2 separate regions of the Homo sapiens genome follow, and region 1 is linked to region 2. Evidence: read pairs that join two places in POLR2A ChIA-PET (ENCODE). Cell type or tissue: OCI-LY7. All regions are shown on one strand.

Region 1 (8,000 bases), 250 kb before region 2:
TAGATTGTTCCCCGAATTTGTCCAATAATTGATTTAGCCCAGTGGTCCCCAAACTGTTCCATGATAGGAGTCGTCGGAGTGGCCAGGCGTGGTGGCTCACACCTGTAATCCTGGCACTTTGGGAGGCCAAGGTGGGTGGATCACTTGAGGTCAGGAGTTCAAGACCAGCTTGGCCAACATGGAGAAACCTGTTCTCTACTAAAAATACTGTAATCCCAGCTCCTCGGGGGGCTGAGGCAAGAGAATCTCTTGAACCTGGGAGGCGGAGGGTGCAGTGAGCCGAGATTGCGCCACTGCACTCCAGCCTGGGCGACAGAGTGAGACTCTGTCTCAAAAAAAAAAAAAAATCACCTGAGGAGGGCTCTTCCTAGAAAAATCGGACTCAGTGGGTCTGTATGGAGGCCCAGAAATCCTGTTTTTAATCAGCACTCCAGGCCGGGAGCGGTGGCTCACGCCTGTAATCCCAGCACTTTGGGAGGCCGAGGCAGGCAGATCACCTGAGGTTGGGAGTTTGAGACCAGTCTGACCAACATGCAGAAACCCCGTCTCTACTAAAAATACAAAAAAATTAGCCAGGCGTGGTGGCACATGCTTGTAATCCCAGCTACTCAGGAGGCTGAAGCAGGAGAATCGCTTGAACCCAGGAGGCGGAGGTTGTGGTGGGCGAGATCGTGCCACTGCACTCCAGCCTGGGCAACAAGAGCGAAACTCCATCTCCCAAAAAAAAATAAAAAATAAAATAAGCACTCCAGGCATTTCTTATCCTCAGGGAAGCTTAGAGAGTACCGTGTATCATACTCTGTGAAACCCATGGAAGCTCACATTGGCTCCCACCTCTCCACACACACTCCTGCTCCCAGACTGCACTTAAAAACACCTGCGCCTGGAGGTAGCAGCCGCCTGAGCTACAGAGGAGGGCTTGAGAAGAGGGGAGAAGTGGAGACTCAGGGGACCTGGTGGCAGAGAGTTTCAAGCTGGAAAGTCAAGCCTGGCTCAGTCCACACAGACCTGCTGCTCTGTGGATTTGAGCAAGTTAATGAACCTCTTGGGGCTGATCCCCCACCTAGGGGCTGCTGTGAGGGCGCAGTGAGATCTCGAGGCCCACACATAGGAGCTGATTTTAATAGAGGAGGGAAGTCTGATCCTACACAGATTCCTGAGGAAAGGGAGACAGCAGGGGGTGGAGAAGGGCTGGAAGGGGGTAGTGGGAGTCCAAGTTTTTGGCACCAAATCAAAGGCACCTGGGGGGTGGTGGGGCTGGGAGCCGGGGGCCAGCTGGCCTGTCTGTCTCCCTGACCTCTCCCTGTTGCCACAGACCTTGTGGCCTGAGGCTGGACTATAGGTGTTTCCAGTGGCTGTCCAAGTTCATGAAGGTGTTAGTGTTTATTGGTGAACTTGAGGATGTTTGCATCCTTGGGGGTTGTTTCTGCTATGGGAGAAAGGGGATTTGTCCACCTGGTTCAGGTGGGAATCTGAGCCCAATGGGTGACCCTTCCGAAGAAAACTCAGATGGTCCTCCTCTCCCAGCACTCCCAGCCTTGCACTCTCTTCCCCTCCACTGTAGGGGTGGGGTCCCCCGGTTGGAGAAAAGCCTGGGGGCTAGCTGGGTGCTGCCCCCAGCTCCTCACTGCGTCCTCCCACTGAATCCCGAGAGGCATGCGCTATAAACCCACTTTACAGAGGGGAAAATGAAGCCTGAGGCCACGGAGCAGTGATGCGCAGGGCAGGGGTTCAAGTCTCATGAGGCTGGTAAGCCTGTCTGCTCCTGTGTCTTCCAGGGTCTCCTGGACCAAAGCCCCAGCCCCACCTACCCCTGCGGCCCCCGCCCTTGGGAAGTGAGGGAACAGTGTGGGAATGGAGGCAGCCCACCGGAAGACCTGGTTCCTCCGGCTAGAGTGAGTGAGTGAGTGTGTGTGTGTGTGTGTGCGCGCGCGCGGGCGCGCCGCCCTTGTTGAGAGACTAAGGAAGTAGTTTGCCCTCTCTTAACCTCTGTTGGCCGCTCTGTAAACTGCGGGCACACTCTGGCCTTCTCAGGTGGTGGTGAGGCTTCCCTGAGCTCTCGCCTGCGAAGTGGTCAGCACGTCCCCGGCAAGGTTCCAAGTGTCCTTGTTTTGTGCATCACAGGGAGGGCAAAGCTCACCTCACGCGAAGCGCCATGAACATCACTTTTACATGGAAGCCCAGCACCCCTGGGTTCTCCCTAAGCCCCTCCTAAGCCCGCCCACTTCCCGCCACTTTCAGGCTGCAGCCTCCGATGGCCCTCGTTTCTGCTCTTTCTACCGCGTGATAGCGGCGCGAAGCCCACCCAGCCCTGGGGGCGGAGGCCCGGTCTCCCCGCCATGGCAGTAAACCCCACTCTGCCAGCACACTGGCGGGTGTGGAGGGAGGGAGAGCGGCTGATCCCCTGGTCCCTAGATGGTGCACACGCCAGGAAGGGCGGTAGGGATACGGCACAGGTGTGAGGGTGCAGACGCTCCCCACTACCCTTTCCACCCCTCCCCCGCGCCCTCCGCTGCCTCCCTCACCCGGGCACGGCTGTCGCAGCAACTGGACAACGGTGACATTGGTGAGGACGATGTCGCGCTTCGACATGGCCTCTTATAAGGTTATCATTGGCCTGGACCTGCTGTGATGTTACCGAGGTGCGTGCGGAGCGCCAGGGCTGTGGGTCCTGGGCTAATTGCCCTGATGTCACAGCACCCAGTGACGTCACAGTACCCAGTGACGTCGCCGAGGGGCGGCGCCCAAGCCAGAGGCCTGACACCATCGCATCCCATCCCCGTAGAGGCATGGGACGTCAGCACGCTATGCATCACCGTTCCACGGCCACGCACTGCCGTCTGGAATGGAATCCCACTTTTTAAAATTATCATTTGTTTATTTATTTTGAGACGGGGTGTCACTCTTTCTCCTAGGCTGGAGTGCAGTGGTGCAATCATGGCTCACTGCAGCCTTGAACTCCTGGGCTCAAGCGATCCTCCCGCCTCGGCCTCCTGAGTAGCTGGGACTACATGTGCAGCCACCACTGCAGGCTATTTTTACTTTTTATTTTTTTGTAGAGAGAGGGTCTCACTCTTTTGCTCAGGCTGGTCTAGAACCCTTGGGCTCAAGCGATCCTCCCACCTCGGCCTTCCAAAATGCTGGGATTACAGGAGCGAGCCACCACACCCAGCCTGGAATCCCACCTTTTACACTGTTCCTGAAAGCCCTTTCCTCTTCTCTGTCTCTTGAAGCACACAGGTTCCATGCTGTCCCTTGGATTCTCCAGTGGAGTGACTCTTGCTGCCTCCGTATGCCTGGAAGGCCCACCCAGGGCTTCCCTTGGCTGCCTCTTGGTTTCCCACCCTTTAAGAGAGGCTTTCTACACTCTGCATCTAAGTTCCCTCCTTTCTCTGTCACTGTCAGCCGTCACCCCCTTCCCAATTTCTGCCCATCTTCCAGGAAGCCTTGTCTGACTTCTCCATTCTGAGTTATGCTTCAGTGTGCAAAATTTCTCTAGGGCTACACTGTCTATGTTTTTATTTTCCTTAGAGCACATGTCTCTCTAAAAATTGTTTGTTTTCTTGCCAACTGTCTCTGTCCACCAGACTGTAAGCTCTGAGAGGACAGGGACGTCATCTATGTCACTTCTGTATCCCATTGACAAGAAAAGTGTTTGGCACCTGAAAGGTGTTTGTGGGCTGGACGCAGTGGCTCATGCCTGTAATCCCAACACTTTGGGAGGCTGAGGTGGGAGGATCATTTGAGTCCAGGAGTTTGAGACCAACATGGGCAATGTGGCAAAACCCTGTATCTACAAAAAATAAAAAAAGTAGCCAGGTGTGGTGGTGCATGCCTGTTGTCCCAATTATTAGGGAGGCTGAGGTGGGAGGATCACTTGAGCCTAGGAGGTCAAGGCTGCAGTGAGCTGTGATTGTGTCACTGCACTCCAGCTGGGAGACAGAGCAAGACCCTGTCTGAAAAAGGCGTTAGCCCAATAAACTATACCTGAATGAATAAATGTCAATTCCTCAGGTTTCATCTGATCGCTAATCTTTTCTTTTCTTTTCTTTTTTTTGAGACAGAGTTTCGCTCTTGTTGCCTAGGCTGGAGTGCAATGGTGCGATCTCAGCTCACCGCAACCTCCGCCTCCTGGGTTCAAGTGATTCTCCCGCCTCAGCCTCCTGAGTAGCTGGGACTACAGGCGTGCGCCACTACACCTAGCTAATTTTTTTTTTGTTTTTGTATTTTTAGTAGAGACGGGGTTTCACCATGTTGGCCAGGCTGATCTCAAACTCCTGACCTCAGGTGATCCATCTGCCTCGGCCTCCCAAAGTGGTGGGATTACAGGCGTGAACCACCTCGCCCGGCCCTGATCGCCAATCTTATCAAACTCTTCACGTTATATCTTCTCGCAGCACCCATTCTTTTCCTTGTAGCTTTTCATGTAGTTTGTCATGATCTACTGATTGGTTTATTTGTTCGATGTCTCCCCCTTGGGCTCTAAGCCCCTCACAGGGCTCCTGTTCTTGTTTGTTTGTTCACGACTGTGCCTCCAGCACTTAGAACAATACAAAGCAGGTTTTCAATGAACGTCTGACAAAGAACAAGTGGACAAACAGCTCCCTCCCCTGCAGCCCCGGGGTAGGGGTTTGCTTGCACCTCAGTGACTCACAGGCAGGCACCATCACCTGCACAGCAGGTTGACACGCAGCTGTGACCAAGGTTCAGGGGGAGTGGGGGTTTGTGCCAGGAAGGAGTCACCATCCCAGAGAGGGATGGATGCAAGAAGGGGCAGAATGACATAACCTCTTCCTTCCGCCAACATCCATGAGAAATTCATTTGCCAAGCACCTGCCATGGGACCAGGGCAGGGTGAGGCTCTCCTGCTTTGATGGCCTGGGAGAAGAAAGTAAACTAAGTGTACAGGTGAGGAGGTTTTAACGAACCGAGACCAAAACACAGATGATTAATTAAACAAAGGGAGCTACATTTTGGTGTACAATCAAGGAGGTGAAAAATATAACCTCAACAAAACCAGGATTCAAAAGGGGCTGATTTTGGCTGGGTGCAGTGGCTCACACATGTAATCCCAGCACTTTGGGAGGCCGAGGCAGGTAGACCACCTGAGGTCAGGAGTTTGAGACCAGCCTGGCCAACATGGTGAAACTCCATCTCTACTAAAAATACAAAAATTAGCCAGGTGTAGTGGCATGCATCTGTAATCCTAGCTACTCGGGAGGCTGAGGCAGGCGAATCACTTGAACCTGGGAGGCGGAGGTTGCAGTGAGCCGAGATTGCCACTGCACTCCAACCTGGGCAACAGAGTGATACTTCATAAAAAAAATAAATAAAATAAAGAAAGGACAACTCCAGGCCATTCTCAGTTATGGAGCCAGATGCTGAAGTCCTGAATCGAATCGTGCCACATGGGAATAGAGAGACAGAGGAGAGGGACTGAGGCTGGCAGAAGATGAAAGGATGGGGTGGAGAGGGATAGAGAAGATGGAACACAGTTCAGGCCAGGCACAGTGGCTCACGCCTGTAATCCCTGCCCTTGGGGAGGCCGAGGTGGGCGGATCACCTGAGGTCAGGGGTTCGAGACCAGCCTGGCCAACATGGTGAAACCCCGTCTCTACTGAAAGTACAAAAATTAGCTGGGCATCATGGCAGGTGCCCGGCTAATCCCAGCTACTCGGGAGGCTGAGGCAGAAGAATCACTTGAACCCGGGAGGCGGAGGTTGCAGTGAGCCGAGATCATGCCACTGCATGCCAGCCTGGGGGATAGAGTGAGACTCTCCCTCCAAAAACACAAAAAGAAGATGGAACACAGTTCAAAGTGGGAGAAATCCCACCTCTTGATCTCTGGGTGGGTTAGGATTCTGACACTCATCACCCACTCTTCTCTGCCCAGCCACCTCCTGGTATGGGAAACTCCATCATTTCGGCCCTGGACCAGGGCAGAAAAACCACACCTGAGTTTGCCCAGGAATTTGGCTTTGTCCCTGGAGTGTGAAACCGGGAAACAGATTTGATGAGCTCAAGCTTGGAGAGGTGGCACACTTAGTCACCCTCTATAGGCAGAGCCCAGAGAAGGCAGAAGCTTCTGGATATCTGTCCTGGGATGCCTGTCTTTGGGTGGAGTCAAGTGTCCAGGAGCTGGAGAGGAACCCCGGGTCCTCTGAGGGGAGTGGGCCTTGGCGCCTTTGTTTGAGCAAAGCCTGAAAACACGTGCAGATTCTCGCCACACCTGGGCACCCACACACATAGCTCTGCCACCTCCAGCTGCTCACACCCTGCACATTGTTCCTGCCTGGCCTTCCCACCAGCAATCCCACCTCCACCCCTCTCTCAGTCTCTCCCCTTGGCACCAAAACCCAAATATCTTTCACCCCTGCACCTACTGTACCCACCCACTGGCTCTCGTTCTGGTCTTAGCCTCCCTCCCAACTGGCTTCTAGATGCATCTGCTGCCCCAAGCCTGCCCACCACCACCTGCCCTTCCTTCCGATGCCCTTTTCATGCCTGAGGCCAGACTCTCAGCTGTTTCCCCTCCAACCCGAGCCAATATGTCAACACTTGGGGCTTCAGGTTGGGGCTTAGGAGGCCCCATGTCGGGAGGGCAGGAAGGATGAGGGCCTGGCCCCAGCCCAGGTTCTGGCTCACAGGCTCCTGCTGCCCTGGGTCTTCGGCCCCTCCCCGTGGCTGCCTCAACCGGCTTTTCAGGAGACACTGCGTCCTGTTCCAGCTCGTGGCAATCAGCCCCCTGCCCTTGCCCAAGGGCTGGGAGGCAGGAGGTCTGGGTTCTGCGACAGGAATGGGATCCTGCCTCCAAAATCTGCGGCACTCCACAAGGGACTCTATGCTGCCCTGGCGACCCAGGCGCCCTTCCCTCCAGCACCCTGTGAGACCCAGACTCGGGCTCGGAGTCTCTTTCCTTGGCCTGTTCGAATCCATCCATTTGTCCAGTCAATAAATATTTACTGAACCCCAGGCAGTGTTCAAGAAGCTAGGAATACAGCAGTGATCAACACGACCAATTTACATTGCTAGTAGGTGAGACAGGCAATAAAAAATAAAGGTAATTTCAGATTTTTTTTTTCTGTGAAAACAAAAGGGTGATACTACAGAGTATAATTAATGCCATGTTATGGTCAGGAGAGGTTTTCTTGCGAAGTTGGCATTTAAGTCAAGTACGGATGAGGAGGAGCCAGCCACGTGAAGATCTGGGTTCTGCATTCCAGGCAGAGAGAGGAGCATGTGCAAAGGCCCTGCAGCAGGAATGAGCTTGGTGTGTTTGTGGAACAGGGAGAAGGCCTGTGTGGCTGGAATGGAATGAGTGAGGGCAGGGGCTGGCCCACAAGAACGAGGTCTGATGACTCCTTCATCCCACCTAGTGTTCTCCCCTCTCCAGACGGTGCCTCCCATCATTCTAGCCCCTCACTGCCTGGGGAGCTGGAGGCTTAGATGCCTGAGAGGAGTGAGGTGTTGAAGAATTGCCTGCATCCCAGGGATGGAGCATGGTGGAAGGTGGGTTTGCGAGAGAGGAGGCCTGGACAGTGGGTGAGGAATGAAAGAGGAGGTGGTTGGAAGGGCAGACACCCATCTCTGGGGTGGAGGGCAAGGAGCAAAGATGCCAGAGTTCTTCTCCATCCATGACTCACCCTCTCTTCCTCCTCCTCTCCATTGCTCAACTCCAAATCTCCCTGGGAAACACCTCCTTGACTGAAGACCAACTCAGTGCCTCACAGGGGTAATTGAGTCATGAGGGGTGGAGAAGAGGGCGAGAGGGAGAGAGGATAAATAGCAGCGTGGCTTCCCTGGCTCCTCTCTGCATCCTTCCCGACCTTCCCAGCAATATGCATCTTGCACGTCTGGTCGGCTCCTGCTCCCTCCTTCTGCTACTGGGGGCCCTGTCTGGATGGGCGGCCAGCGATGACCCCATTGAGAAGGTCATTGAAGGGATCAACCGAGGGCTGAGCAATGCAGAGAGAGAGGTGGGCAAGGCCCTGGATGGCATC
Region 2 (8,000 bases):
TGTGTTGCCCAAGCTGGTCTTGAACTCCTGGGCTCAACTGATCTTCCTACCTTGGCCTCCCAAAACTCTGGGATTACAGGTGTGAGCCATGGTGCCTGACTGGCAGATTAAGTTTTTTAAAACATGGCCAGTGAGATTGTGGTTTTCTCCATTTTAAAAACCTACAGGAGGCTGGGCGCAGTGGCTCACGCCTGTAATCCCAGCACTTTGGGAAGCCGAGGTGGGAGAATCACCTGAGGTCAGGAGTTCAAGACCAGTCTGGCCAACATGGTGAAACCCTGTCTCTACTAAAAAAACAAAAATTAGCCGGGCGTGGTGGCAGCCGCCTGTAATCCCAGCTGCTCGGGAAGCTGAGGCAGGAGAATTGCTTGAACCCGGGAGGCGGAGGTTGCAGTGAGCCCAGATGATGCCACTGCACACCAGCCTGAACGACAGAGCGAGACCCTATCTCAGAAAAAAAAAAAAAAGCTTATGGGGGCTTCCTCTTTATTCCAAGGAAAAATCAGTGTCTGCATGGTTGCCCACAAGACTTAGGGACTGCCCACCCCTCAGCCTTATCCCCAAGTCCCACCATCTCCTCTTGTTCAGCCTGACCCTGGGCTATGCTGGCTTGTCCTCTCCTTAGGTCTTTGCTGCCTCCATCTCTCACCCTCCAAGACGAAGGTCAACTGTCACTTTCTCATGAAACACTTGCTTGACTGCCAGCCCCTTGACCATGCCTGTGGTCCCCCAACCCGTGGCATGTGCCTGCTGTCCCAGCTACTTGGGACGCTGAGGTGGGAGGATTGCTTGAGCACAGGAGGTTGAGGCTGCAGTGAACTATGACTGCACCACTGCACTCCAGCCTCAGCAACAGAGGAAGACCCTGTCTCTAAAAAACAAACCAAAAAAGTGACTCTACTGTGTGGCGAATGGGTCACGGTCACTCTACCACTGTCTGTTATGAGATTCACGAATAGAATGTACTAGACACAATTATTTATTCATGTTTTCATCAGTCTTTAACAAATTCCCTGACCAGGATGGAGAAATCTCCTCTCTCATCTACCTTGTTCATGGCCTCGTCCCCACTGTCTAGAATAAGACTCCACACGGCGTAGGGGTTCCGTAAATACCCATGGAATTAGGACCTTCCAGTCCCTGTCACTCGGTGCTTCATTGATTTCTGTTCTTTTTTGGAGATGGAGTCTTGCTCTGTTGCCAGGCTGGAGTGCAGTGGTGCAATCTCAGCTCACTGTGCAACCTCCACCTTGCGGGTTCAAGCAATTCTCCTGCCTCAGTCTCCCGAGTAGCTGGGATTACAGGCACCTGCCACCAAGCCTGGCTAACTTTTGTATTTTTAGTAGAGACGGGGTTTTACCATGTTGGCCAGGCTGGTCTCAAACTGACCTCAAGTGGGCTGCCTGCCTCAACCTCCCAAAGTGCTGGGATTACAGGCATGAGCCACCGTGCCTGTCCTGGTTCCTGTTCAGCTGCCAGTACTCCTGAGACGTCCTGAGCTCTGCTCAGTGCTCGGGTGTCTCCAGTGCCCTAGGCTGAGGCCTGGCTCTCCCATCCCTGCTGCCCTGCTAAGGACCCAGGCCACTGGGCTCTCACCTGTTGTGGGAAAACAGAGCCACTGGTCAGGCTGGCGAGGAGGAGGAGGAGCAGGAGGCAAGCGGCCCAGATCTGGGAGCTCAGTGCCATCGTGCCGTCTGTCTGGCTGTCCCACTGCTGGGTCTTGAGCTTGCTCTGGTGTCTGGGACCGAGTGACAGTCGCTTTTATGGGGCCTGCCAGGGGAGGCGGTGGTCTGAGCCCCCTCCCCTTTGCTCTGTCTCATTTCCAAGAAGGTGGTGGCGCCGAAAAGGCGGGAGAGATAAGCGGGAACAGAGCGACAGGGAACAGGGTTGTGTCACCCTCAGCCGGCAGAGGTGTGTTCAGGGGGTGGGGCAGACGGGGTCACAGACACACACTGCTCACCAGCCATCTGGGGAGCCCTTTCCCCATCACGATGTCATTCTGCTGATCGGGAAAAAAGTTCCCCCTTTTGCTTCAGCGGTTAAGCAGTTTGATGAGCAGAATCAAGGTTCCGCTCTCCTCCACTCACTTCCCCATCGCCTACATGCACACGGGGCATGGCCAGCAGCCGCCAGGCTCCTCAGGAGTGTCTGGCATGTTGGGGGAAGCATCCATTGCTTTAAGCTCTCACCACACGTGCATAGGTTCTGGCAGGGAACACTAGATAGCCCTGAGCAGGGCAAGCATCAGCGTGTGCCCGATCCGCACGTGGTGTTTTCCCAGTGTCAGACCCTTGAGATGTGGCTCTGGTAACTGGAAAATGTTTGAGCAAACTTTTGGCCATAAATGACAGCAGTAATATGGCCCAGCACAGTGGCTTATGCCTGTAATCCCAGCAATTTGGGAGGCCAAGGCAGGAGGGTCGCTTGAGCCCAGAAGTTCAAGACTAGCCTGGGCAACATAGGGAGACCCCATCTCTACAAAAAAAATTTTAAACAAATTTAGCCAGGCGTGGTGGCACACATCTGTAGTCCCAGCTACTTGGGAGGCTGAGGCAGATCGCTTAAGCCCAGGAGGCTGAGGTTGCAGTGAGCTATGATTGTGTGACTGCACTCCAGCCTGGGTGACAGAGTGAGACCCTGTCTATAAAACATAAAATAGCAGTAATAGTAATAGCTAACATCTACAGTCCGATGAGTACATTTTATACGATGGCACATATGTTGACTCACTTCTGCACCAACTCAGCCTGTGCTGCCTGTTCTCCCAGCAGCACTTACTGCCCCACCTTCAGCTCTGCTCTGTATTCAGGGGCTGCCTTCTCAGTCACCCAACCCCAGAGGCCTGGGCTCCCCAGACCCTGCTCCCTTTTAGGAACCTCCTCCCCGTCGGACACTCATTTCCTTCACTTTACAGAAAAGGCACTGAAGGCAGAGATCAGGGCATGGCCCAAGCTTGCTCAGCCAGAGGCAGAGCTGAGATTCTAGCCTGGACAGCCTGACTCCAGGGCTTTTGCTCTTACCCACCAGGTTTCCCCATCTCCCCTAAAACACAGCAGGGCACAGCGGTATGCTAGACCTGGCTCAACATAGCAGACCATGCACATCTCGAAACTCTGCATTCAGTGGCATCATGCTGGTATCCTGAAATCAGCAGCAGTGGGAGTCTTGACACCCAGAAATTGGCAAGCACTACAAGCCAGGGATGTTTTTGGGGAGCCGGTTCCTTAGGACACCACTAGCTGGGGGATGAACCCAGGCTGCCTGACTGCAGTGCCTTCATTCCTTTCCACTACCAGGCCCAGCTCAGGGTGCACACGGCCCAGGGGATCAACAAACCTTGGTTCCAGATGGGCCCTTGCACATTTTGCCTCTTTGCCTTTTTCATTCCAGGGCCATCCAGTGTCAGCCAAGTCACCAGAGCCCGGGGATGTTGTTGTCGAGGAATGAACACTTCTTCCTGGTTGCTGAACCACTTTCAAGGCCCACTCAAGCACAGAAATGCACAGGCCCTGCCATCTGCCTCCTCATCCACACCACGTGGGAGGCTCCTCTTGTCACAGCCTGGGTAACAAAGCGAGACCCCATCTATACAAAAACTTGGCTGTGGTGCTACGCACCTGTAGTTGGTCAAGGCTGCAGTGAGCCGTGATTGTGTGCCACTGCACCCCAGCCTGGGTGAGAGTGAAACCCTGTCTCTAAAAACTAAATGAATAAAGATGGCCTCAGATGGGAATAGCTAGGAAAAGGAGACAGGGCTCTTGTGGGAAGAGACGAGTGCAGGGAGTGGGGGAATTGGGGAGGAAAGGCAGATGGAGCTCCACAAGGTGAGCAGAGTGGCAAGCCCAGCTCCTGGGAGTTGAAGGGTGCTGCAGGCTGAAGCAGGGCCCAGTGAATAGGGGTGTGCTCACCTGGGGAGACACAGGAGCAGCCCCCAGCCCTACCAGGCATCGCTGCATCTCAGCTGAGGACAGGTTTCATCATCAGCAGGGGCAGGGGTCACAGCACAGGCGCCAGAGCCTTGGTGCAAGGCGACAGGCTGACGGGCCAAGCTTGGCGCCCTGGCCATCTGCCCTCCCTGGGGGTGAGGGGCTCAAGGCCAGGCCCCACTATTGGCTGGTGCAGAGGGGAGGGCTTTGGCCCAGCAGGGCAGGGCCAGGGGCTGGTTGTGTTTTCAGGAACTGTTGACACGGAGACCCCTGCCTCTCCTCCAACATGGGACATGTCCTTGACCCCAGCTCCCCACACCCTCATGCACGTCTAGGGCCTCAAAGGGGACATTCATTCCTTAATTCCTCCATCCATCCAACCAACCACTGGGTAATGGGTGGTGCAGCTGGCAGGGACCATGCACAGCCATGTGCACAACAGCAGAACCATGCCTCGTGGAGCTCTGCAGACCCCAGGCCCCCTCCCCACTCCTGAGATGGACAAACACACAAGCAGACAAGGCGGGGGCCACATGGGGCCAGTTTATTGCAGTTAAATACCTCTCTCTCTATTTTTTTTTTGTCAATTTTTCCATAAAGAAAATTAAAACACACACACACACCCCCAAAGGGGAGCAGGGACCCAGAAACAAGAGGTGGGGTGGGACGTGGCCTCCCTGCATAGGTCCAGGCCCCGGGTGGCCCCCCAAAGGCTCCCCTCCTTCCCATCAGCACCCTGTCTCAGTACCTCCAGAGAGCAGGAGGCAGCGGGACGTGGCAGGGCCTCTGTCCCCTCCCTCTTGCCTCCAGGTGAGACCACTAGAAGTGCCGGGGCTTAGTGAGGGCCGGGAGAAGGGCGACAGACAGACGGATGGGCAGGGAGGATACCGTTTCCAAGTGGAGGAGGGCGGTGGGCACTGTATCCACAGAAATGCATTATTTCTCCCCGTTTTTTGTTAAAAATCTACTATAAAAAAACGCAGCTGGGGGAGGGGCATGTGTCCCTCTCTGTGCTAAGGGCTGGGGAAGGGGGCAGCAGAGGCCGGCGTGGGCGGCGGCGGCTGCGTGGTGGTGGCGGGCGTCACTGCCGGGTGCCCTCGCCCACCATCTCCAGGTTGTGCTGCTGCAGCTGGGCTCGAAGCAGGGCGTTCTCATTCTTCAGCTCCTCGATCTGGCGGACACGACGGAGGTCAAGGGAGCTGAGGGCCAGCGCCTTGCATCTGGGGCTCCTGGGCCCTGACCCGCTCCAGGCCCCGCACCCACCTGCTGCCTCAGGAGCTCGTTGTCCATCTGCAGCCGCTCGGCCTCTTTGAAGGTCTCCTGCATGCGCTGGTTGGTCTGGCGCAACTCCCGGATGTAATCGCAGGCCTTGGACAGGATCCCTCCTTTACTCTGGGGGGCGAGGGGACCAGGAGCCTTAGGGCAGGCACCGCCCACCGGCCTCCACCCCAGGGATGACTCCCGAGCCCCATGGCTGTTGGACTTTCTGCATGCAAGGGTCGGGGGCCGGGACCACCGCAGACACTGAGGGTCCGGGGTGCTCACCGCTCCCGTCTTGCTGTTGTCTGCGTTACAGTCTGGAATGATTTTCGAAAGCTGGACGATCCAGTTGTTGATCTTGTCCCTCCGCCTCCGCTCCACTGCGGAAAACAGAGTCACAGCCACGGCTTCGCTGACGGATCATGCCTGAGCGGCCGTCCTCACAGGGCAGAGGCTCAGCCCAAGGACACCCAGGAACAGTGCAGGCCCCACCGAGACCACAGCCCTGGGAAGTGAGGGGCCGCACCCTGAGCCCAGCCGGCCCCCACCCCAGCTTCTCAAGAGGAACAAAGAAACGTGGGCCCTCCAGTGCCACACATGCTTTTAGGACGGGCATCAAAGGCCAGGCACTTGGAGATCATTTTGCAGGCCTGCCCCACCATACTTGTACAAATTTTAATCGACAGTTAAAAATAAGGAAATTTCTCATGGTAATTGGCATCACTGGCTTCTTTTGAGAAATGGAGCTCTGGTCACAGTGGGCACATACTGGAAGGCAGGGATGGACAGAGCCACTCTTCGCAGGACCAGTGCCCCTTTTTGGCTCCTGCGGCCCCTGCACTGCATTCTCCAGTCTCCCCAGAGACTCTGGCACCGTGATTTTGTTTTTTTTCCTCATCTCTAAATCCAAGTCTGACCATGTTTCACCCCTGCTTAAAATCCTTCCACAGGGCAATGGCAGATCCCAACTGGTACTTGCAGCTCCCAGGGCCTGGCCCACAAAGCACCAGCTCACCCAGGAAAGACCCAAATCCTATGTTGAAGGCCAGAGATGGCAACTCATAGAAGGTTTTACTTAAAAAACCCAGATTTGTGATTTTACTCCATAAAACTCCACAATCTCATGCCAACTGTGTCAGCTGGGTGGCAGCTATCCCCAGACAGAGCACATGCCTTTCTCTGGCCACATCCCATCCTGACACCTGCCTGGGGACTGTGTGCTGCGGAGCCTGAGACCCCTGACTCAGGACCTGCTAAAGCCAGGCTGTCCCAACCCTGGCTGCCAAGCCCCAGCACCAGGCACCGTGGGGACAGGAAAGAACGCTCAGCTACCCCCAACTCCTACCCCACGGACCCCCAGCCCCCTGCCAGGGTGGCTCATGCTGTCTGCACCATTTGTGGAGGGGAACGAAGCCCTATAGCTAGGGCACATGTGGCAGGAAGGCCAGGGGGTCTTTTCAAAGCCTTGGATAATGGTGATGAAACCGGTCAGGGGTCCAGTGAGCCTGAGAAGGAGGGGTGGGCCACAGCCTGCCCGTTACCCTCACACCCCGAGATCGGCAGCTCCCCAGACCTGCCGTTCCCTTGAAAAGGCTGGGGCCCACCCACCAGCAAACCCCTCTGGCTTCTCTGGGCTGTGGCCGCATGCTGCTGACTGGCCTCTCCCTGCCTCCAGTGCCTCCCACTCAGGCCTGAGTGACAAACCCTCCGATGGATGCGGACTCTCCTTCTCCCACCGTGACCTCTCTTCCCTGGCCCCTTCCATCCTTGTGCTCCCTCTTTCCTCCAAAACCAATAGCCCAAGATCAGTGCTTGCTATGGAGCACGGTCCAGGCCCTGCACTGGGCTCAGCGAGTGCTTGCTCCCCTATTACTATCGCGGTGCGCTGAACCTTCCCACCAAAGACAACCACACCCGCCTTTGGGAACTCTGGCCAAAAGCAGCAGCGGAGCTGAGAGTCCAGGCCTGGAGGCACCGCTGGCGCAGTCCCCAGCAGAGCGCTCCTCGCCCAGGGGTCTGTGGAGGAACTCGGCAGGCGGCCTCGTTTCAGCCTCTGCCCTCCCACAGTCCTCTCGAGAGCTGGGCGCCGGCTGCAGGTACATCCTCTCCAGAGCAAGCTTACTTCTTACACACCTACTCCCCGCCCTACTATGTGCCAGGCCCTCCGCCAGGCTGGGGTCCAGGGTGGAAGCAGCCCCGGTGCGCCCCATGGGCACTCGCAGCACCACTGTGGGCAAGTGGCACTAACCCCATTGCATTCGTGTCATCACTGAAGATGGTACAAAGTGCCTCGGGAACGCCAGGCGCCGAGCCATGGCCTCTGCATGGGAATGGGGGTGGGATGAATCCTCAGAGATCCAGGAAACATTCGGGCTGGTTTCTGAGAGAAAGACTCTAAGGCAGGCAGCTGGGAAGATCCCAGAAATGGTGGCCTGAAAACCATTTCAGGGTATGCAGGGGTGGGAAAAGGTTGTAAAGATCGGTTGTCAAGGCCTTGTGTGCTCTGCTCGCAGGTCAGGACCGCATCTCCTCCTCCTCCAGAGTCCCAGGCCCTTGAATCCAGGCCCTGACATTAGCAGGCGGTAATGCTGTCCAGCCTGTGGCTTCGGAAGACCATCATGGCACATTTGAAATACAGGAAGACCCATTAGGACCAAGGCCACGTTCATTCCACAGAAGCACTTCAGTTACTCCATAGGAAACTTAAAATTCAGAAGCTGGGTGGGGTGGCTCACGCCTGTAATCCCAGCACTTTGGGAGGGTGGATCACATGAGGCCAGGAGTTTGAGACCAGCCTGGCCAACATGGCGAAAC

Evidence for each region. ChIA-PET counts read pairs that join two places held together with the same protein. Peaks named below come from ENCODE experiments on the same cell type or tissue, not always from the same donor. Only the 100,000 strongest peaks of a DNase experiment are listed, where the experiment ranks them.
Region 1: POLR2A ChIA-PET joins it to region 2 with 6 read pairs; 2 of 35 experiments call an interaction of 5 or more read pairs at or near these places.

The regions. Positions count from the first base shown.
Region 1 is chr19:35,528,120-35,536,119 of GRCh38, reverse strand. It overlaps SBSN (suprabasin), which reads left to right and starts at 7,809. Exons shown (of 4, transcript NM_001166034.2): 1 at 7,809-8,000. The coding sequence starts at 7,839. GAPDHS (glyceraldehyde-3-phosphate dehydrogenase, spermatogenic) reads right to left here and starts at 2,664. Exons shown (of 11, transcript NM_014364.5): 1 at 2,526-2,664. The coding sequence starts at 2,592. RefSeq lists enhancers at 1,678-1,807, 6,658-7,158. In OCI-LY7, no CTCF peak of the experiment used is centred here; no DNase peak of the experiment used is centred here.
Region 2 is chr19:35,276,264-35,284,263 of GRCh38, reverse strand. It overlaps USF2 (upstream transcription factor 2, c-fos interacting), which reads right to left. Exons shown (of 10, transcript NM_003367.4): 8 at 5,472-5,566; 9 at 5,190-5,318; 10 at 4,443-5,097. The coding sequence ends at 5,008. It overlaps HAMP (hepcidin antimicrobial peptide), which reads right to left and starts at 1,736. Exons shown (of 3, transcript NM_021175.4): 1 at 1,597-1,736. The coding sequence starts at 1,686. RefSeq lists enhancers at 1,365-1,874, 3,261-3,310, 3,401-3,480, 3,920-4,064, 3,571-4,070 and 1 more and a cis regulatory region at 3,986-3,999. In OCI-LY7, no CTCF peak of the experiment used is centred here; a DNase peak (open chromatin) is centred at 3,553; H3K27ac peaks cover 489 bases.